Regions from separate parts of the Homo sapiens genome. Here region 1 is linked to region 2. A link is a loop called in an ENCODE intact Hi-C map of the cell type or tissue named here. Cell type or tissue: endothelial cell of umbilical vein. All regions are shown on one strand. Links, peaks and the distances in the headings refer to the core of each region. The heading gives the core; the rest is flanking DNA.

Evidence for each region. Peaks named below come from ENCODE experiments on the same cell type or tissue, not always from the same donor. Only the 100,000 strongest peaks of a DNase experiment are listed, where the experiment ranks them.
Region 1: a loop joins it to region 2, with 3 times the contacts of the local background. A loop is called at or near these places in 15 of 110 quality-filtered maps.

The regions. Positions count from the first base shown.
Region 1 is chr19:48,474,766-48,485,765 of GRCh38, forward strand. It overlaps CYTH2 (cytohesin 2), which reads left to right. Exons shown (of 12, transcript NM_004228.7): 8 at 73-184; 9 at 3,304-3,380; 10 at 3,510-3,581; 11 at 3,673-3,827; 12 at 4,358-7,549. The coding sequence ends at 4,445. LMTK3 (lemur tyrosine kinase 3) reads right to left here. Exons shown (of 15, transcript NM_001388485.1): 15 at 10,506-11,000. Among named protein-coding and RNA genes, the nearest start is that of CYTH2, 11 kb to the left of the region's middle. In endothelial cell of umbilical vein, for the core only: no CTCF peak of the experiment used is centred there; a DNase peak (open chromatin) is centred at 5,996; H3K4me3 peaks cover 827 bases; H3K27ac peaks cover 1,085 bases.
Region 2 is chr19:48,393,196-48,404,188 of GRCh38, forward strand. It overlaps GRIN2D (glutamate ionotropic receptor NMDA type subunit 2D), which reads left to right and starts at 473. Exons shown (of 14, transcript NM_000836.4): 1 at 473-673; 2 at 1,463-1,741; 3 at 5,172-5,662. The coding sequence starts at 5,198. It also overlaps a transcript of KDELR1 not described here. RefSeq lists silencers at 2,861-3,044, 5,300-5,399, 5,560-5,779 and enhancers at 7,489-8,030, 10,437-10,731. In endothelial cell of umbilical vein, for the core only: no CTCF peak of the experiment used is centred there; DNase peaks (open chromatin) are centred at 5,636, 6,646, 7,246 and 10,606; H3K4me3 peaks cover 1,084 bases; H3K27me3 peaks cover 512 bases.

The sequences.
Region 1 (11,000 bases), core at 2,566-10,565, 81 kb after region 2:
CTGCCCCCCACCCTGAGTAACCCTGGGGGGCCCCAGGGGGCTCGAATGGCTAATGCAGCCTTTACTCCTCAGAACCTGTACGACAGCATCCGAAATGAGCCCTTCAAGATTCCTGAGGATGACGGGAATGACCTGACCCACACCTTCTTCAACCCGGACCGGGAGGGCTGGCTCCTGAAGCTGGGTACGTGCCCTCCCGACCCCGCTGGTCCCTCCGCAGGAGGACATTTGTGGGCCTGGGCCCTGGACTCAGCTTCCGCACACACCTGCTGCCTGAACTGAGGCAAATGATTCGACCTCTCTGAACCTCAGTTTTCCACACCCAAAAAATGGGGCTGAAAATAAAATCAGGCCTGTGTGCTGGGCCTGGCCTGTAGTAAGTACTTCCCAACCCCTTCTCTTGACCCACAAATGTTGATGGAGCCCTTCTGTGCCAGGCCCTGAGCTGGGCTGAGGAGGCAGTGAGAGGCAGCTGACATTGTCCTTTCGTGGGAGAAGAGTTCACTCAGGCTTCTTTCCACTGCGTTAACCCAGCCCGAGGGAGCCAAACCCCTGGAATCTATTCCCCTTGGCAAGAACTCCCAGGGTTCCAGGCAGGACTGACCCCGCACTCCGAGGCATCAGGCCCAGAGCACTTGGCTGATCCAGGTGCCATCCTTCCCGAAACACCACCCACAGGCAGAAAAGAGCCAAACAGGCCAGGAAACCTGTCCCAGATTCTGGCTTCCAGCTGTGGAGGGAATAGCCAGGGCTGGTGCAGATGAGTCGGGAAACCCAGCAGAGATGGAGGGGGGAGTCTTCGTCATAACACGTGGCACTGGCACATTCAAGGTCGGTTAGCATGGATCAGACAGGATCGTAGCATGATGAGGGGTTAGCACAAGGACTAGAGTGGTTCTCAGCCCTGGCTGTACATGAGATTTGCCTGGGCAACTCGAAAACTCCGGTGGCTGGGCCATAGACTCCTGAAGTCAGGCTCTCAGGAGCAGAAGGGCCATCAGTCATCGTTTAAGCTCCTCGGGTGCTCCCAATGCATAGTCAAGGTTGAGAGCTACTGGCCTGGAGCCGTGCCTGGTAACAGTAGGTGCCACCTGCGTGTTAGATGTGGTTTATAATGGAGACACGGTGCACAGCTGCTCCAGAGAGACACATCTGGGCAGTTACAGTCCAGCACAGCAGTGGAGGCTTCCCGCGGCAGCAGGAGAGCCCACAGGAAGCTTTCAGCTCAGTGAAGGGAGTCAAGGTCAGGCTTCTTGGAAGGAGGTTGGACAGGGCAGCTTTGGCCTCTGAGTCTTGGGGGCCTCCCCATGTGGAACTGTGCTCTTAAACCAGGGCATCACCACCTCAACAGATGCCAGGGTTTCCTGGTAAATGTAAAATACACAAGTCAGGCAGGGCACAGGGGCCCACCCCTGTAATTTCAGCACTTTGGGAGGACAAGGCAGGAGGATTGTTAGAGGTCAGGAGTTTGAGACCAACCTGGGCAATATAATGATACCCCCCATCTCTACAAAAAATAAAAAAATTAGCCAGGCATGGTGATGTGGGAGGATTGTTTGAGCTCAAGTGGTCGAGGCTTCAGTGAGTCATGGTTGCGCCACTGCAGTCCAGCCTGGGCAACAGAGCGAGACCCCGTCTCTATAAAATAAAACATGCAAATCACTGTCCAGCCAACACCCCAGTCCAGATCCCTGCATTCGATCCAAGGGAGGCAGACTGCTGGGGGAAATTGAGAGTCCTCGAGGTGCCCCTGGCAGTGAGCGGGCCAGAAAGAGAAGCAGGAAGGCGCCAGCATCACGAGGAACTGCTTCCCTCAAAACTGCTGTCAGGCCAGGCACGGTGGCTCAGGCCTGTAATCCCAGCACTTTGGGAGGCTGAGGCAGGCAGATCACTTGAGGTCAGGAGTTTGAGACCAGCCTGGCCAACATGGTGAAACCCCGTCTCTACTAAAAATACAAAAATTAGCCGGGCGTGGTGGCAGGCACCTGTAATCCCAGCTACTTGGGAGGCTGAGGCACAAGAATTGCTTGAACCCAGGAGGTGGAGCTTGCAGTGAGCCGAGATCACACCATTGCAAATCCAGCCTGGACGACAGAGCGAGACAGTCTCAAAAAAACAAAACAAAACAAAAACTGCTCCTGTGAGCAGTAACTTTCCCATTTCCCAGAGGCTCACGCCTCAGTTTGGTTCTGAGCCCCACCTAAGGCTGCCCAGCCCCAGGGACATCTCTGACCAAAGGGCCTCTGTTCCCTTTGTGCCAGTTAGAGGGACCCCTTCCTTAAAAGATGGAAATACAGGAGTGGAGATTGGTGATGGTGGTTGCTACTCCATGCCTAATAAAAGCCATTCTTACTGTCATTGTTTAACCCTGGGCCCACAAGGAAGCCAGCAGCAGGTCATTTTGCCACAGGAAGGTGTAGGCCCGAGTGAGTCTCCAGGCTGGAGTCCAGAGAGTCCAAGAGAGTGCCCTGAGGTCACACAGCCAGTTTGTGCAGGAGCTGAGATGGGCCCTCACACCCACCTCAGACCAAGGGCTGGGGGTTTTGCCTTCTGTCCTGTGGGGGCCTCCTCCAGGGCAGAGGCACTTTTACCATGTCAAGGGAGGATGCTCCTGGCCTAGGACAGACCCTAGGGGGTAGGCTGGGGCCCTGTACCGAAGCAAGGGGTTTTCAAGGCTGCCACCCGGGGCTCATGGCCCTTGGCCTCTCTGGGAGGGAGGAGCCCCGGCCATCCCCACCCTCGTGGATGTAACTGGTTTTCTTCCCTCTCTCTCCCTCCCCTCCTCTCTGCGTCTTTCCCTCTCTCCTGTGTTTGCCTCTCTGTCCTGCCCCTGCGCACCCCTCCCTGTGCCCACCCTGTTTCTGTCGCCTGCGGCTCTTGGGGGTGCTCCATTCTCCCGCCTTCCCTTCTCCTGCACCTGGTCCTGCCTGCTTTCTCGCTGTCTGCCCCAGGAGGTAGGTACACGACCTGTCTTTGTCTCCCATCACTAGACGAGGGGAGGGGGCTGCCCTGGCGCCCTGGCGCCCTGGCCTCCTGCCCACAGGAGGAGGGGGCTGGGGGCTCAGGCTCCTGGGCTGGGACTGACAGACTCAGAAAATGTGGAGCCCCAAGCTGGGGGTGGACGATTCCTGGAGCCCCAACATGCCTGGCCCTGCTTGTCTGTCTCCCCCAACGCAGCGGCTTTGTCTAGGCCCCAGGAGCCCCACCTCTACCGCTCTTGCTCTGCTTCTCACGCCCCTCCCATCTCCCAGAGGCCCTGTCCCCCTGTTGAGCCCAGGCCCCCTCCCACCCCTTCCCTTTCAGGGGGCCGGGTGAAGACGTGGAAGCGGCGCTGGTTTATCCTCACAGACAACTGCCTCTACTACTTTGAGTACACCACGGTGAGCGTGACCCGACCCGGGCTCTGGGGTCCTGGGCGGAGTGGCTGGGAGCCTGGACTCCTGGGGCTGAGGGAGGTGGGGTGGGGTGAGGACTTGGAAGTCTGAGTTCTGTCCACCTTGCTTCTTCAGGACAAGGAGCCCCGAGGAATCATCCCCCTGGAGAATCTGAGCATCCGAGAGGTGGACGACCCCCGGAAACCGGTAAGACCCTCTCTGTACACCTTCCTGCCAGGGCGGGGCCTCCTCTGCCCAGGGCTGGTTCTTACCTGCGCCCTTCCTCTCTCGTCCCCAGAACTGCTTTGAACTTTACATCCCCAACAACAAGGGGCAGCTCATCAAAGCCTGCAAAACTGAGGCGGACGGCCGAGTGGTGGAGGGAAACCACATGGTGTACCGGATCTCGGCCCCCACGCAGGAGGAGAAGGACGAGTGGATCAAGTCCATCCAGTGAGCCTGGACTCCTGGGCCTGATGGAGGAGGGGCTGGGGCCTGGACTCCTGGGTCTGATGGAGGAGGGGCAGGGGCCTGGATGCCTGGGTCTGATGGAGGAGGGGCTGGGGCCTGGACGCCTGGGTCTGACGGAGGAGGGGCTGGGGCCTGGACTCCTGGGTCTGACGGAGGAGGGGCAGGGGCCTGGACACCTGGGTCTGACGGAGGAGGGGCCGGGGGCCTGGACCCCTGGGTCTGACGGAGGAGGGGCCGGGGGCCTGGACTCCTGGGTCTGACGGAGGAGGGGCCGGGGGCCTGGACTCCTGGGTGTGAGGGAGGAGGGGCCGGGGGCCTGGACTCCTGGGTCTGAGGGAGGAGGGGCCGGGGGCCTGGACTGCTGGGTCTGAGGGAGGAGGGGCCGGGGGCCTGGACTCCTGGGTCTGAGGGAGGAGGGGCCGGGGGTCTGAGACTCCTCCTGGGTATGAGGGAGGAGGGGCTGGAGGCCTGGACTCCTTGGCCCTCATCCTGGGACCCCTCCCCTTCTGCAGGGCGGCTGTGAGTGTGGACCCCTTCTATGAGATGCTGGCAGCGAGAAAGAAGCGGATTTCAGTCAAGAAGAAGCAGGAGCAGCCCTGACCCCCTGCCCCCAACTCCATTATTTATTACGGAGCTGCCCCGCCTGGGTGGCCGGACCCCTGGGCCTTGGGGCTGTGGATCCTGGTTCCCTGTTTGGAAAATTCACCACCTCTAGCTCCTCACTGTTCTTTGTAATTAACACGCTGTTGGTAATCTTATTAATTATTTAACCACTTGGCCTGCTGACCCCCTCATTTCTTGGGGTTGACAGAGTCGAGGTGCTCCGTGGAGCCAGCCTGTTTCCCTGGACAGGGGCCTGGACCCGCCTGTCTCTGGGTGCTGCCTGGGCTGTCCCGGTGGGTCTGTTCTGGTTTCACCCCGAGCCCAGCAGGAGTGGAGTAAAGGGAGAAGGTTAATATGGTGGGAGTCTGGAGTTGGAATTGGCCGGGGACAGAGTTTAGAATGCAGGGATTCAGGGTCAAGGTCTAGCATTCATTCTAGAAGTTACTTGACAGCCATCAGCCAGTTACGCTACAGCCATCAGCTAGTTCCCATCGTTGCTTTCATGGGGCTTGAGGTCTTTGAGGGGCAGGAGATGAAGCTGGTGAGGTTGTGAGCTGGGCCAGGGCTTTGAGGACAACCTGGAGCTGGAAGAACATGCGACCACCTCAGGGAGGGTCAGGGAAGGATGAGTGGGGAGGTGGCCCATGTCCTGCAAGGGCCTTGCTGATGGGATGTCCTGAAGGGCTGGGCAGCCTTAGATCGGGCTAAGAGGGCAGGACTGTGGGCCAGTGCCAGAGCCAGGCTTGTCTGTTCTCAAAGGATCAGCCTCCTTTGGAGGACATTTTGTGTCAAGGATAGGGCTGAGGACCTGCGTTCTGAACGTCTTTCCTGGGATTCTTGACAGCCAAAGAAATTCGAGGATCGCCTCTATGAAGGTGAAGTCTTGGCATGTGGGGTACCCCTGAATCCTGGGCTAAGGTCTGTGACCTTTTGCCCTCCAGTTGGGGTATGTGTGGTGTCCCCAAAGAACAAGGGCTCGTGGATCCCGAGCAGGGTGCGATGGCGGATTGGGAGGTCCCATGTCACTCTCCCATGCCCGCCTTTGAAGCTGAGGCGCTCTTTAGTTAACAAACTACAAGTCCCAGCAGGGACCGGGACGCGGGTGGGAGAGGCGCCTGTGGCCCCGAGGCGTGCCGCGAGTTGTAGTCCCTCCTGCCCGCTGTGTTCGCTTTTGAGCTCTCCGATGGGATGCGGCGCTTCGGAATTTCGGGCTTTGATCCCTGTCCCGCCCTTGGCCACAGGCACCTGCCGGCCTGAAGGCCCCCGCGGTGGGGGTACCCTGCGCCCCTCCGCGGGAAGGTGGACTACAGTTATCGGCAGGCTGTGCGGCGCCAAAGCCACGGTGACCCAGACCCGAGGTTTTTCCGGGCGTCGCAGTTTCCCGAGACTCCGTGGCGGCGTTTGTCTTCTTTTTCTTAGTCAGATCCCGTACTTTTGTGGAGGGTAGAGGAGGCTTTGACCGCCGCGGCCCCGGGGGCTGGTGGGAAATGGAGTTCCAAATGAGAAAATAGAATTCCCCACTTCTCTTTCCCACAGGTGCCAGGGAAACGGAGTCATCGACCCAAGAAGGTCGTGGGAGATGAGGTCCCAGGGTAAACAGCGGGTCCCGCCACTATGTCACCCTTTCCTGCCGCCTCCCCGGATGAACTGCATGCAGGGCGGCCGGCTCCGTGGCAGGCAGAGGCAGGAAGAGGCGCGGAGCCCGCTGGTGGCGAAGAGGGGAGTGCGGCGGGAGGGGAGGGCAGAGGCAGGCGGCCGGTCGCGTGGGGCCTGGGCCGCCCCAGGAGGGCCTCTGGCTGGATTCTTAGCAGATGGAAGCCGTGCAAGGGCAGGAGGCAGGGGCCTGACGTGTTTGGATTGAGGTTGCAGGAGGGGCCCCTGGCTGCTTCAGGGAGAATAATTTGGAGGCGAGCGGGGAGGTGAGAGGAAGCTGTGCGGTGCAGGATGGCGTGGCTGTGGAGGTGGAGAACGTTGGGCCACGCTAGGAGTCTTGAAAGAGGAGCCAAAAGGACTTGCTGAGAGCCGCCGCAGCTGGTGAATGACGGTGCCATGACTGAGGTGGTCGAAAGGGAGTATTTAAGGGGAAATCAGGCATTCCGTTTTGACCAAATTAAGCTGGAGATGCCTGTGGAACATTCCAGCCAGGCTGCATCACGTCACACTGACCTTCAGCATTGCCCACAGTCCATCTTCCCCCAGGACCTGAGGATTTTGCGTCCGGCTCCCTCCTCGCCCAGGACCCCCAAGCTCCCAGCACGCTTCTGATTTTTTTTGTAGGTTTTTTTTTTTGTTTTTTGTTTTGTTTTGTTTTGTTTTTGAGAGGGAGTCTCACTTTGTGCCCTAGACTGGAGTGCAATGGCGCCATCTCGGCTTACTGCAACCTCCACCTCCCAGGTGCAAGCGATTCCCCTGCCTCAGCTTCCCGAGTAGCTGGGATTACAGATGTGAGCCACCGTACCCAGCTAATTTTTGTATTTTTAGTAGAGACGGGGTTTCACCATATTGGCCAAGCTGGTCTCGAACTCCTGACCTCAGGCGATCCATCTGTCTCAGCCTCCCAAAGTGCTGGGATTACAGGTGTGAGCCACCGCGCCAGGCCTCAGCCCACTTCTTTTGGGTGGCAATGGTTTGGATATCGTTTGTCCTCACTAAAATTCATGTTGAGATTCGAGCCCCAGTGTGGCAGGTGTTGGGATGTGGGGCCTCATAAGGAGCTGTGTGGTCTTGGAGGTGGAGTCCTCATGGATAGATTAATGCCTGCCTTAAGGGGTGAGTGAGTGCTCACCCTTGGGAATTTGGGAATTTGGTTTTCTCTCCCTTGCTTCCTTCAGCACCATGTGATCTCTGTGCACACAGCTGCATCCTTCTGCCCTCCCCCAGAAGCAGCAGCAGCCTCAGGGATGAGGGAGGTCCTCAGTGAGTGCACCTGCCCAGTCTTGAACCTTCCAGCCATCAGAATCTGAGCCAAATCAACCTCTTCCTTTATAAAGACCCAGCCTCAGGTCTTCTGTCAGAGCAACACAAAATGGACTCAGCACGGATCAAATTGTGTCTCCCCCACCCCCACAAAAAACTTTATATTAAAATCCTAACCCCCAGCATCTCAGAATGTGATCTGATTAGGAAATAAGGTCATTGCAGATATAATTAGTTCAGATGAGGTCATTCATGTGGGCCCTAATCCAATAGGATGTGTGTCTTATAAAAGTTTGTACAGAGACCCAGACACACAGAAATGACACCATGTGGAGGTGAAGGCAGAGATTGGGGTGACGCCTCTACAAACCGAGGAAAACCAAAGCTGCCGGCACACCCTCAGAAGCCAGAGACCGGGGACTCATCCTCCCTCACAGCCTCAGGAGCAGCCAGGGCTGACACCCTCATCTCAGACTTCTGACCTCCAGCACTGGGAGACCTTCAGTTTTTGTGATTTAAGCCACTAATTTTGAGGTACTTTGTTATGTCAGCCCTAGATAACTAACCACTCCTCCCTCAGACCCAGGAGTCCAGGCCCAGCCCCTTCTTCCCTCAGACCCAGGAGTTGGGGACCCCGGCCCCTCCTCCCTCAGACCCAGAAGTCCAGGCCCCAGCCCTTCCTCCCTCAGACCCAGGAGTCCAGGCCCCCATCCCCTCCTCCCTCAGACCCAGGAGTCCAGGCCCCCATCTCCTCCTCCCTGAGACCCAGGAGTCCAGACCCCCATCCCCTCCTCCCTCAGACCCAGGAGTCCAGGCCCCCATCCCCTCCTCCCTCAGACCCAGGAGTCCAGGCCCCCATCTCCTCCTCCTTGAGACCCAGGAGTCCAGACCCCCATCCCCTCCTCCCTCAGACCCGGGAGTCCAGGCCCCCATCCCCTCCTCCCTCAGACCCGGGAGTCCAGGCCCCCATCCCCTCCTCCCTCAGACCCGGGAGTCCAGGCCCCCAGCCCCTCCTCCCTCAGACCCGGGAGTCCAGGCCCCCAGCCCCTCCTCCCTCAGACCCGGGAGTCCAGGCCCCCAGCCCCTCCTCCCTCAGACCCGGGAGTCCAGGCCCCCAGCCCCTCCTCCCTCAGACCCGGGAGTCCAGGCCCCCAGCCCCTCCTCCCTCAGACCCGGGAGTCCAGGCTTCAGCCCCTCCTCCCTCACACCCGGGAGTCCAGGCCCCCAGCCCCTCCTCCCTGAGACCCAGGAGTCCAGGCCCCCAGCCCCTCCTCCCTCAGACCCAGGAGTCTAGGCCCTGGTCTTTCCTCCCTAAGGCCCAGGAGTCCAGGCCCCCAGCCCCTCCTCCCTCAGATCCAGGAGTTCAGGCCCAGCCCCCTCCTCCCTCAGACCCAGAAGTCCTGCCCCCAGTCACCAGCCCTTCCTCCCTCAGACCCAGAAAGTCCAGCTCTCACCTTCCCCCCGCTGCCTTGGTTCATGCAGCACCCACCCACCCTGTGGCAGGTGTCTCAGGATCACTTCAAGCACCACCAAGTCTCCCAGCAGGACTTATTGGGAAGAAGCTAAAACCTTATCCTCTCTCTCCCTTTCCCCAATCCCCCAGGACTCACATGTGACCCTAATGCCGCCATCACCTTAACTCCGAGGCCAGAGTCTACACTACAGCCTCCCTAACAGAGGGAAGGGGCTGGGTTCCCACCCCTTGCTCCTTCCCTCTCCCCGCATCCAGACTACATCCCGCAAATACACCAGTGAACCTGGTACCAAGGTGATGGGGGACAGGTCAAGGCCAAGAGATCAGAGCCACAAAGACAAACCCGGTCAGAGGGAAAAAGACAGAGTCAAAACAGAATCCGGGAGAAACCGAGAACAAGAAATAGAGACAGCCTGGCGTGGTGGCTCACGCCTGTAATCCCAACACTTTGGGAGGCCAAGGCAGGCAGATCACTTGAGGTCATGAGTTCGAGATCAGCCTGGCCAACATGGTGTAACCCCGTCTCTACTAAAAATATAAAAATTACCTGGGCCTGGAGGCAGGCACCTGTCATTCCAGCTACTTGGGAGGCTGAGGCAGGAGAATCACTTGAACCCAGGAGGACTGCAGTGAGCCAAGATCGCCCCACTGCACTCCAGCCTGGGTAACAGACTGAGACTCCGTCTCATAAAAAAAAGGAAATAGAGACAAAAGCACAAGGCAGAAGGACATAATCGAGACAGGAGGAGGTGACAGGGAGACACAGACAAGGAGAAAAATGTGGAGGCAGGGAGGAACTCGAGACAAAAACATCGAAATAGAATTAGACAGGGAGGAGGAGGCCAAGAGCAAGAGACTCAGATGGGGAGACAGGAAAACTCCAGATCAGTTGGAGACCAAAACTGGGGCAGGGTGAGACAGGGAGCCAGAATGTTGGAAATGAGAGAGAGCCACACAGATAGGTGCGGTTAGGGTAAAGACAAGGGATGAGAATGTCAGCGAGGTGGGCGGTCGCATGGAAAAACAGGTAAACTGAGGCAGCACCACGCTGGGTGGGGAGGTAGACCCTGAACTTCAAGGAACAGGCAGTGCCGACCTGAGGTGGGTGGGATGTGATCGTGATCCAGTGTGGGCATGAGCAGCTCATTTCTGAGCCCCTGCCCCACTAGCCCCTGGCCCTGGGATAGCGTCTGGCCACCACCGCGGGCCACCTTGCAGAAACGTGGCTCTGACCGCAGCCTGCACCTTCCCACCCAACCCCAGTGGGCTCCTTATGGTTTTTTGTTTGTTTGTTTTTTGTTTTTTTTTTTTGAGATGGAGTCTCACTCTGTCGCCCAGGCTGGAATGCAGTGGCACGATCTTGGCTCACTGCAACCTCCGTCTCCTGGGTTCGAGCGATTCTCTTGCTTCATCCTTATGGCCTCTTGAGCCAGCAGTGCTGCTGCTGCAGCGGCCAAGGTTGGGCGATGCAAACCCCAGGCGCAGAGCCGGGATCTGGAGAAGCAGAGAAGCCGGGCCTCCGCCACTGTGCGGGAGTTTCCGCTTCTCTGAGCATCCGATGTCCCATCTGCCATGCGGGCCAGGCTGTGAGGATGGGACTTCTCAGGGTCGCACTCGCTCCCTGCATCCTCCCCTCCTCACCTCGCGAAATACGCACAGGCCCCGTGTTCCTCCAAAAAGTTGTTTTTGTCTTTTTTAAATAATGTGAAAATGCCACGCGAAGGTTTGAACCAGAGGCCCCTCCAGGGGCCGGGCTGGGGAGGGAAAGGGGAGACGCGAAATGGGGGGTCCGGGTCCCCGAAGCCTGCGGCCCCTGTCTTGGGCCAGGAGTGGGTGAGGAGGGACCTCCGCTGTGTCGAGGGGCTCCAGGCCCAAAAGAGTTCAGTTCAGTTCCGAGAAAGGCGGCTCTCTATGGAGGGGCGGGGGGATTCCTGCCTCATTTGGCTCCGAGGGGGTCAGGGGGGTCAGGGGAGCCATCTGGGGGGCTGGGGGGCGGGGGCCCGGGGCCTCCCGTTTGGCACATGGTAGGGGAGTGGGAGGGGGAGGGCCCAGCCTCGGGGGCCTCCCCAGAGGCGGCGTCTGCGGTGGTGGCAGTGGCGCCGTCATCCACAGAGGATTCCATTCTCAACCCCTCTTCTGAGGGTGCAGCGGGGTCGGGTCTT
Region 2 (10,993 bases), core at 2,994-10,993:
TCCCAGTAGAGAAGGGGACTCCTGGGTCTGAGGGAGGAGGGGCTGGGGGGTGGGACTCCTGGGACCAGGGTCGAGACCTGGTTTTCAGGCCTGGCCTTCTGGGGCAATAAAAGCCACAGCTTGGGTCTTAGTGTGGCGAACACTGAAGTCAGGGAAAGGCCTCCTGTTTCCAGAGCCTCAAGGCAGGGCGGGGGCAGAGGGCAGCAACCCCCAGCCCTGGAGTCTAGCTCTGAAGCTGGTGTCTCCATACCGGGTTCTGAGTCCCTGCCTGCCTGTCCCCAGCCTGACTTCTTCCTCCCTTTTTATTTTCAGCCCCTCACTCCCTTGTCCCAGGAGGAAGGCAGAGGCTGGTAGCTAGGGGTGGGGGGCGGCCCCCTCCCCAAGCCTGGCAGGAGAAGGGGTCCCCAGGGAGGCCAGGAGGGGGGGCTGTGGGTCTCCCGGCAGTGGCAGACGGGGACTGAATGTTAATCGCATCCCGAGTGAGTGTGTGTGTGCGAGAACACAGCGAGTGTGTGAGTCCCTCCCGCTCCAGCTCCTCCAAGCCGCGGCCGCCGCCGCCACCCTCGCCCGCAGCCTCCCGCAGCCTCCCTCGGCCACCGGTGCCTGCTGGGGGTGTTGCCTGGGTAGGTCGGCCCGGCCCCCAGGGGTCTCTCGAGCGTCTGCCATCTGCCCGGTGAGGATCTGTGTGTCCGGGTGTCTGGGGCTGGCTGGTGGAGGGGGGGTGTGTCTGTAAGCGCTGCGGCGGCGGAGGGAGGGAGGGGTCTGTCTGTCTGTACCGACCCTGAGCTGCCTGCCTGGGTGTCGTGGGGCTCCCGCTCCTTCCCCCCGGCCCCCCCAAACCCAGATGGATGGTGTGTACCTGGGTTCTGTGCCTCCTGCCTGCGTCCGGCCAGGCGTCTGGGCGTCCCCGGCTGCCTGTGTCCTCCTGTCTGTCCAAACAGCCCCTATCAGCAGTGGCAGCCTGGCCCCCATTAGACCCCCCACTCTGTGTGTGTGTGTCTGTGTGTGTGTCCCTCCTCAAGCTCTGGGGGTGTTGAGGGGGAATCCCAGGGAAGTGAGATCGTGCGTGTGTGCGTGAGTGTATGTGTGTTTCTGCCTGTGTTTGAGAGTGGGGGAGTCAAGGGGGGGTCTAGAGGTGGCCAAGCGAGGAAGGGGCAAGCAGTTCCCCAAGCAGGCAATCTCCCGCTCCTCACACGCACACACCAGCCACTAGCTTCAGAGGTGACCCAGACAGACAGATAGACACAGACGCTGGAAGGGGGGGTGGGGGGGCTGAGGGCACAAAGCGGGGGTGCGAGTGAGCCAGGGAGAGGCGGGACTGGACACATGGAAAGGGGGGAGGAGCCGGGGCTGAAGCGGCAGAGGGGGGCACCCCGGGTGGGCGGAGGGGGGATCCCCACGGGGTCGGGGCGGCAAGAGGACACCCCGACAGCCTCTGCAATGTCCGGGGCCCAACTTCCAGAGCAACATGTGTAGCCACGTCCTCGCCTAGTCCAGGTGGCCGCAACCTTGGGGGAGAGACAGGGCAGGACAGGACCAAGGAAGAGGAAGGAGAGACGGAGCCAGGGACAGACAGGAGGTCCGGGCTGCCGCTGCTGCCGCCACCACCACTGCCGCCGCCCCGGGGCCTGCCCCCCGACATCGGCTCTCTGAGCCCTCCTCGGAATCTTGGGGTCGCTGGACGCCGGGTTCCGGTCCTGGCCCCCCCGCCATCCCCCCAACAGAACAGGGTCATGAAAAGGTAAGGCGGGGACAGGGGATGCAGGGATGGTGGTGGGAATGTGGACCCCCAAATCTAGGACAGAGGAAGTTGGCAAGAAGCCTCGTGGAGGGAGGGGGTTTGAACGGTGGGCAGGGGTCTTGACCCCCACCTAGCTCCCCTGTCCCTCAGGGACTCTCCTCCACCCTCTCTCTCTCCCTCTCTGAGCCCCTTTTTCCTGAGTCCCTACACCTCAGACCTTTCACGCCCCCATTTCTCTGACACTTGGCTCCCTCTCCCCATCCCCACATACCTGATGCCCCATATCCCTGTGCCTCCATCTCTCTATCTCACCTTCTCCCTGTACCCCCCTCCCTGCATCAGTCCCCCCATCGCGAGCCGGTCCTCTCCCTCTCTCCTCTCGCTCTCCCCTCCCATGTCAGAGCTATGAGTCTGCTATTAATACCCCCGCCAAGGACCTTGAGGGCATCCAGGCCCCCAGCACCCCTCGCCCCAAGCTCCCACCCCTTCCTCAAGGTTCTGGAACACCCTTCCAGCCTCTTCCAAGCATCAGGATTCGGGTGGGGAGAGACCGATGTTGTGTGTGTGTGTTGGGAGGTGAGGGGGGAGGAAACGGGATGCCGTCTGCAGCACAACTCGAGGTTGTGGGGGGAGCTGTTGATCGAAGTGGCCGCTCCTCTCTTCTCTGTTGGATGCTGTGGGGGGCAATGAAGACAGGGACACCCTAGGAATTTCTGGCACCCTCCTCCTCCTCCCCGCTTGGGGACAGGCTGTGCTATGTACAGGATCTAAGTGGGGTGACTAGGGAGGCCAGAGCTCGGTGGGGGGGCACCCAGGATGTTGGGAAGGATAGGGTTTGAAACCAAAAGGGGATCCTTAAGGGAGGACAGGAGCCGGAACCCGGACTCCTGGGTCCTTGGGGGAAGAGGGGAGCTGGGGACCTGGACTCTTGGTTCCTGCAGGGAGAGGAGGCTGGGCACTGGAGTTCCAGAGTCTTGGGGCAGGAGGGGCCTGGCCTCCTGGGTCCTGGGAAAGAACAGGACCGAATGCCCAGACTCCCAAGGCCTGGGGGAGGAAGGGGCTGCCAGAAGGACTCCTGGGTCTTTACGGGAGGAGGTAGGGGATAGCGCTTCCGTCTGAGGAAGGCAGGCTGGGAGCTCAGTCTCCTGAGTCCCTGACAGGGCAGGAGATGAGTGTTGGGGACTTTAGCCCTATGCAGATGGAAGTGGAAACGGAGGCTCATGAGGAGGTAGAGATGGAGGCGGGGGGAGCGGGGGGTTGTCCAGAGGCTGGACTCTGTGATCCCTGAGGGCGTGGGTTCTGGGGGTTGGGCCTTCAGAGTCCTGGAGGACTGGGGATGCCCCTCCTCAGGCCCTGGAGTGGGGGAGGCTGCTCTCCCTAATCCCTGTGGTTAGGAACTGAGCATGCAGCCCCCGTGAGAAGGGTGGGGCCGGGGGCTGCCCTCCTGGGCCTCAGTAGGGAGTGGGACGCGGGGTCCCTAAGAGCAGAAGCCAGGTAGGGGTGGGTCTGGGAGAGGCAGAGGAGGGGCTGGAGGGTGAGCAGCCACTGGGAATGGAGGGGAGCGTGAGTGTTAACCCCGCGGGGGCCAGGCCACAGCTGTGGGTTATTTTGGGGCGGAGTGGGGGGGTTATTCTGAGCGCTGATTGAGCCAGCTGCTTGGGGAAGGGCAATGGAAAGGAGGAGCGAAGAGAAGCCAGGATCGGGGAGGGATGGGCATACTAGGAGCCCCCAACCCCTTCCCTGGGGAGACAGGGGCCCGAGATCTCTGGGAAGGTGAGGTGGTGGGCAGAGGGGACGGGCTGTGGCCTCGAGGCAGGGGAGGGGTGGTGGACCTTTCCCCCGCCCTGGCTGTCTGTGGGGTGGACGAGGCCTGCGCTACCATGGCAACCAGACAGGAGCATGACAGCCAGGAGAGAACCCTTCCTTGTCTGGACCCTCACCCCTTCTGGAAGCCCCTAGTGCGGACTCCAGTCCTTCTCTGGGAACCAGGAGTCCAGACTCCCAGTGCCCTCCTCCCTCAGTCCCAGGCAGGACCCAGGAGCCTGGCTCCCAGCCCAACCACCCCAGGCGGCTAGTATTCAACAGGGGGCACAGGAAGAGAGGCTGTATTTCCTCTAATTTACCAAATTGCTCTGGGCTGGGTGCCAGGGACCCCCACACCCACCCCACCCAGCTCTCCACAGCTGTGCCCCCCAACCCCACATCCCAGATGGGGCCATGACTCCCTTGCTTTGAGAATGAGGGGATGGGGACAGGACTAAGGGGACAAAATGGGTTAGGGGTTGTGGTCAGGGTGAGGAGTAAGGTCATGTGGGGATTTTCTCTCCTTGGGGTGCCCCACTAATTTCTCTCTTTCTCTCCCCACACACCTGACCCCTTTTCCCTCTCATTTTTTCTCTCCCTTTTCCTCCCTTTTATTTCTGCTCCCTCCTGCCACTCGCCTTCCCCGCCTTACTTTCATGTCTGTACTGGGCACCTCCCTGGTGGGGGTCCCGATCTTGGCCTTGCTTCGCTATTTCTGTCCTCCTGTTTTCGCTCCGCTCTGCCTGCCTCCCTCAATCTCAATTGTTTCCCCATCCTTTATGTGCGCGTGTCTCTTGGTGGCCTTGGGGTCTCTGTCTCCCTCTTCCTGCCTTGCTGTCTTCTTCTCTGTCCAACTTTCTTGCCTCGCTTATCTCTCCCGCCTTCCTGCATCTCTTCCCGCCTCTATCATCCTCTCCCTGGGCCTCCCTCATTCCTGTTTCTGTCACTCCGTCCTCTCTCTCTCCGTCTTCTCCCCGTCTCTGCTGCTTCCGTCTCTCTCCTTCTTCCTGCCGCTCTTTCCCTCCCCGTCTCCCTGGGCCTCTCTCTGCTCCTATCTTGATCCCATCTCTGTGGGTGTCCCCATCCCCACCTTGTCTATCTTCCTCTCTCTCCCCTCTTACCTCTGTATCTTCCCCTGACCCCATTATCCACCCTCGTCTTTGCGTCTCCCCCAATCCCATACTCCACTTCTTCCTATCTCTGTCTCGCCCTATCTCTGCGTCTCTCCCTGTTTCACCTCTTCCTCTGGTGTTTCTTCCCCACCTCTCCCTTCCACCTCCCTCTGCTGTGTCTGTCTCTCCCTCTGTCTCTGCCTGTCTCTCCTCCATCTCTCTCTCTCCGTCTCCCCCTCTCTCTCCCCTCCATCTCTCTCTACCTCTGCCCGTCTCTCCCTCTGTCTCTCCTCCATTTCTCTCTCCCTCTGTCTCTCTCCCTTCCATCTCTCTCGTCCTCCGTTCCTGTCTCTCCCTCTGTTCCATCACCCCGACCGCTCCCTGTCCTCCCCATCTCGGCGCCTGTCCCTCGCTGCATCTCCTCCTCTGTGCGTCTCTTTATCTCGTCTCCCTGTCCCTGCGTCTCCCGTCTGTGCCTCCCTCTCCTCCCCGTCTCTCCCGGCCCGGGCGCTCAGAGGCCGCCCGGCGGGGCCCGCAGGCGATGCGCGGCGCCGGTGGCCCCCGCGGCCCTCGGGGCCCCGCTAAGATGCTGCTGCTGCTGGCGCTGGCCTGCGCCAGCCCGTTCCCGGAGGAGGCGCCGGGGCCGGGCGGGGCCGGTGGGCCCGGCGGCGGCCTCGGCGGGGCGCGGCCGCTCAACGTGGCGCTCGTGTTCTCGGGGCCCGCGTACGCGGCCGAGGCGGCACGCCTGGGCCCGGCCGTGGCGGCGGCGGTGCGCAGCCCGGGCCTAGACGTGCGGCCCGTGGCGCTGGTGCTCAACGGCTCGGACCCGCGCAGCCTCGTGCTGCAGCTCTGCGACCTGCTGTCGGGGTTGCGCGTGCACGGCGTGGTCTTCGAAGACGACTCGCGCGCGCCCGCCGTCGCGCCCATCCTCGACTTCCTGTCGGCGCAGACCTCGCTGCCCATCGTGGCCGTGCACGGCGGCGCCGCGCTCGTGCTCACGCCCAAGGTGCGCGCGACCGGGGCGGGGCGGGGCCACAGGAGGGGCGGGGACAGCCGCTGAGGGGCGGGACTGGGACAGCCAGCGGGGGCGGGGCCTAGAGGGGGCGGGGACTGTCCTGTGGGTCCGAGTCTGGGACAAGGTGGGCCCAGATGGTAGGCAGGGCTTAGGGCTAGATTAGAGGCGGGGCTGACTTGGAGGGGGCTGGTCTATAGGGTAAGCTGGGCCTTTAGGGTCAGAAAGAGGCCAGTCCTCGATGATCAGAGTATAGGGAGGACGTGGGCCCATTCATTGCAGGTAAGGGTCTGTAGTAAAGGCGAGTCGAGGGAAGGGTTAGGGGCTGGGAACGAAAAGGGACTAGCCCCAAATGGCAAAATCTGAGGGAGGGGTGGGACCTAGGATCAGCACAGGAAGAAGTCAGTTGAAAAGGAATGGGCCTGGGCGCGGTGGCTCACGCCTGTAATCCCAGCGCTTTGGAAAGCCGAGGCCGGCGGATCACTTGAGGTCACAGGAGTTTGAGACCAGCCTGGCCAACATGGTGAAACCCCGTCTCTACTAAATATACAAAAATTAGCCGGGCGTTGTGGCGGGCGCCTGTAATCCCAACTACTCGGGAGGGTGAGGCAAGAGAATTGCTTGAATCCGGGAGGCGGAGGCTGCGGTGAGCCGAGATCGTGCCACTGCACTCCAGCCTGGGCGACACAGTGAGACTCTGTCCAAAAGAAAAAGAAAAGGAATGGAGTTCAGAAAGAAAGGGGCGAAGTCTAGTGGAGAGGTGGCAGCTAGGAAGTATCAGAGGTATCAGGTACCAAGGACAGAGTTTGGGGAGGCGTTCGGCCGGTAGAGCATAGGGTCTAGAAGTCAGCCAGGGATGGAGGAGCCATCTTCTAAGTGGAAGTCGGAAAAGAGGAAGAGTCATTAGAGAGAGGAGGACGGGCAAGGGGTAGAACCAGGAAGCAAGGAATTGAGATTTGGTGCGAGGCCAGTCAGGGAAGGAGTGAGTCAGAAAAGGGGGCGGGGCTAGCCAGTTGGGGGCGGGGCCAGCGAGGGGCGGGGCCTAAGCACTCTAATAAAGGGGTGGGTCTAGGGAGGAAGCCGGTCCTGAGAGTAGGGTTTGAGAAGGGGCATACCCCGCTGTGAGGTGTGGAAAGCGAGAGTCCAGAGGATGGGCAGGAGGATGAAGGCTTATGGTGGAGGCCGACCCAGCCAATGACAGATCAAAGCCAGGAGCCTGCTGGGAAGGGATGGTAGAGGCTGGAGCTGGCCAGAGCCTGGAGAAAGGCCTGACTCCCAAGGGCACAGAAGGGGCCAGTTGTAGCGGACCTCTGGTAGAGAAGGAGAGAATTGGACCAAGCCTGCTCTGTGGATTGAGAATGGGTCAGCTAGGAGGTGGGGCCTGAGAAGGGGCGGGGCCTCTCCAGAGGTGGGGCCAGCGCAACCCAGAGGTGGAGCTTCATTCAATCTGCCCATTCCCTGCTGTGCGGGCCTGTGGCTGTGTGACTGCATCACTGTTGTATGCAGAGGCTCGTAGTCCTCTCCTGTCCAGAGCATTCTGGGAAGGACCTCTGTCCAACTTTCTTGTTCTCCTTGGCATGGTACTTTTCAGAGATTTGTAGGTAGATGCCCTGGGAGGCGAACTTATTTCTTAACTGCCACTTCCAAGGCATACTCAAAAGACGTGATCCCTCGTGCCTTCATTGCTGCTGAGAAGTGTGGTCCTCTCTGTTTCATTGTCCGCTGGGCACTGCGGTCGGCTCAGTGTACGCCCATAGCATTCTGGGAAATGTAGTCCCCGTGCTGCCCCTGGATGGAAGAAAGAATGATCTTCACAGCTCCATCTGTGCCCCACTGAATGCTGGGAATGTGGTCCCCTCAGCACACCTCCACCTGCTGAAGGAAGAGGTTCTCCTTGCATTACAATAAGACCTCATTTCCGGCCAGGTGCACTGGCTCACACCTGTAATCCCAGCACTTTGGGAGGCCGAGGCGGGCAGATCACCTGAGGCCAGGAGTTTGAGGCCAGCCTGGCCAACATGGAGAAACCCCATCTCTGCTGAAAATATGAAAATTAGCCGGGCATGGTGGCGCATGCCTGTAATCCCAGCTACTCAGGAGGCTGAGGCAGGAGTAATCGCTTGAACCTGGGAGGCGGAGGTTGCAGTGAGCCGAGATTGCAGTGAGCCGAGATCTTGCCACTGCACTCCAGCCTGGGGGACAGAGTGAGACTGTTCTCAAAAAAAAAAAAAAAACAATAAACAAAAAGAACTCATTCCCTCAGGACAACTGCAGTATCCCCTGTGCGCCTAGGGAGAAAGCCCACTTGCTGTTCTCATTGCATTACAGGAAGATTTATTGAGAGCTGATTCTGTGCCAGGGCTGTTTTAATTCCTAGGGAATACAGTTCTAGAGGGGGGGGGAAAAAAAGAGAGGGAGACAAGGTCCCTGCCTTATAGAGCTTGCATTTTAATGGTGAGACAGACAAAACCAGTAACAGTAAAATCCGGCTGTCCTGGAGGAAATCAACACAGGATGTTGTAATGACTGAGGATGGAGTTTCAATAGATGGCAGTCAGGGGAGGCCTCCCTGAGGCGGTGACACCTGAGCTGGAGGTGTCAGGTGGAGGTCTGGCATGGAGGAGGTAGGGAAAAGTGTCCCCAGGAGAGGCAACAACAAAGGACAAAGCCCTTGAAGCAGGAAGGAGCTTGATGTATTTGAGGAAGAGCAAGAAGGGAGTGTGGCTGGAGCCCACTGGGGGATTGGGGTGGCAGGAGATGAGGTCAGAGAAGCAACGGGGGCCAGTTCACGCAGGGCCTTGGGGCCACGGTGAGGACTTTGGCTTTGATTCTGAGGTAGAATCACTGGAAGGTTTTCAATTGAGAAGGGATGTGATCCAATTAATATTTTGAAACAATCACTCTGGCTGCTGTTTGGAGAATAGACTGGAAGATGCAAGATTGAAAACAAAGATAGGCTGGGCGCAGTGGCTCATGCCTGGAATCCCACCACTTTGGGAGGCCAAGGCGGGTGGATCACTTGAGGTGAGGAGTTTGATACCAGCCTGGCCAACATGGTGAAACCTCCCTCTACTAAAAATACAAAAATGAGCTTGGCATGGTGGTGCATGCATGTAATCCCAGCTACTTGGGAGGCTGAGGCAGGAGAATTGCTTGAACTCAGGAGGTGGAGGTTGCAGTGAGGCGAGATCTCGCCACTGCATTCCAGCCTGGACAACAGAGCGAAACTTGAAAGAAAGAGAGAAAGAGAAGGAAAGAAAGAAAGAAAGAAAGAAAGAAAGAAAGAAAGAAAGAAAGAAAGAAAGAGAGAAAAGAAAACAGAGATGGGTGGGAAAGTTGTAGATAGCTGGGCAAGAAAGGGTGACAATGAGAGTTGTGACAGTGATGGCAGTGAGGAGTGGACAACTGGAGCTATCTTTGAACGTAGAGCTAAGAAGACTTGGAGATGGCTGAATGTGTGAGGGAAAGAAAGGGAAAGGATGATTTAGGTTTGGGGCCTGAGCATCAGGGTGAATGAGAGAGAGAGGAAAAAAAAGGCAGCTGCTCTTTATTCCTTAAGATTCTTTACTCCTGGCCGGGCGCGGTGGCTCATGCCTGTAATCCCAGCACTTTGGGAGGCCGAGGCGGGTGGATCATGAGGTCAGGAGATCGAGACCATCCTGGCTAACAAGGTGAAACCCCGTCTCTACTAAAAATACAAAAAATTAGCCGGGCGCAGTGGCGGGCGCCTGTAGTCCCAGCTACTCGGGAGGCTGAGGCAGGAGAATGGCGTGAACCCGGGAAGCGGAGCTTTCAGTGAGCCGAGATTGCGCCACTGCGGTCCGCAGTCCGGCCTGGGCGACAGAGCAAGACTCCGTCTCAAAAAAAAAAAAAAAAAAAAAAAAGATTCTTTACTCCTTTACGAGAGAGAGAGAGAGAGAGAGAGAGAGAGAGAGAGAGAGAATAGGGAACAGTCTTGAGATAGGGGAAAGATCGAGCAATCTGTTTTTGACATGCTAATTTTGAGACACCTTGGAAATCCAAGAGGAGATATTGAATAAAAAGGAGGATAGGGGCCAGGCATGGTGGCTCACACCTGTAATCCCAGCACTTTGGGAAGCCGAGGCAGGCAGATCACTTGAGTTCAGAAGTTCGAGACCAGCTTGGCCAACATGGTGAAACCCTGTCTCTACTAAAAATACAAAAATTAGCTGGGTGTGGTGGCATGTGCCTGTAATCCCAGCTACTCAGAAGGCTGAGGCAGGAGAATTGCTTGAACCCAGGAGGCAGAGGTTGCAGTGAGTGAAGATGGTGCCATTGCACTCCAGCCTGGGCAACAGAGGAAGACTCTGTCTCAAAAAAAAAAAAAAAAAAAAAAAAAGGCTGGAGGATAGATTTGTCTGGAGCTCACATGAGAGGTTGTGACTGAGGACAGGAGCCATTAACATATCCAGCACTGTTCAATAAAACTTTCAGCAAAGATGAAGCTGTTCTATAGCTGCTCTGTCCGATTTGAAAGCCACAAGCCACATGTGGCTGTTGAGTACTTGACAAGTGGTTAGTGCACCCAGAAAACTAAGTTTTAAATTCTATTTAACATTTTTTTCCTCTGGTCCTTGATTCAGGATAAATTTTATTTAATTTTAATTTGAATAGTTATGAGTGGCTAACAGCCACCCTATTGGATAGCATGGGAGACAGTATTTAAACTCATGGGCCTGGTTGAGATCACCAGGGAGAGAGGAATAGAGAAGAGAACAGTAAGGCACTCCTAGTGTTTAGAATTTAGAATTCTGGCTGAGGAAGAAGGGCCAGCAAAGGAGGCAGAGGAAGAGGTGACAGAGAGGTAGGAGGAAAACCAAAGAAGGGAAAGGACACTCTGCAAAGCTTCTTCCAGTAGGGAAATACCATCAGCACCCTCATTGCATGCTGGGAGATGTAGTCTCCTCACTGCCTTCAGGGAACCAGTCCCTCTCAGTGGCTGCTGGGGGCTGTAGTTCCCTTACCGGATGCTGGTTGTATTAATGACAGTGATGTTAGCTGCTGGAACGGATGAACCCCCAAATCTCAGTGGATCACCCAACAGGAGGTTGTTTCTCATTCATATAAAATCCAGGCCAGGCACAGTGGCTCACGCCTGTAATTCCAGCACTTTGGGAGGCCAAAGCGGGTGGATCATCTGAGGTCAGGAGTTCAAGACCAGCCTGGCCAACATGGAGAAAACCCGTCTCTACCAGAAATACAAAAATTAGTTGGGCGTGGTGGCGCACGCCTATAGTCCCAGCTACTCGGGAGGCTGAGGCAGGAGAACTGCTTGAACCCGGGAGGCGGATGTTGCAGTGAGCC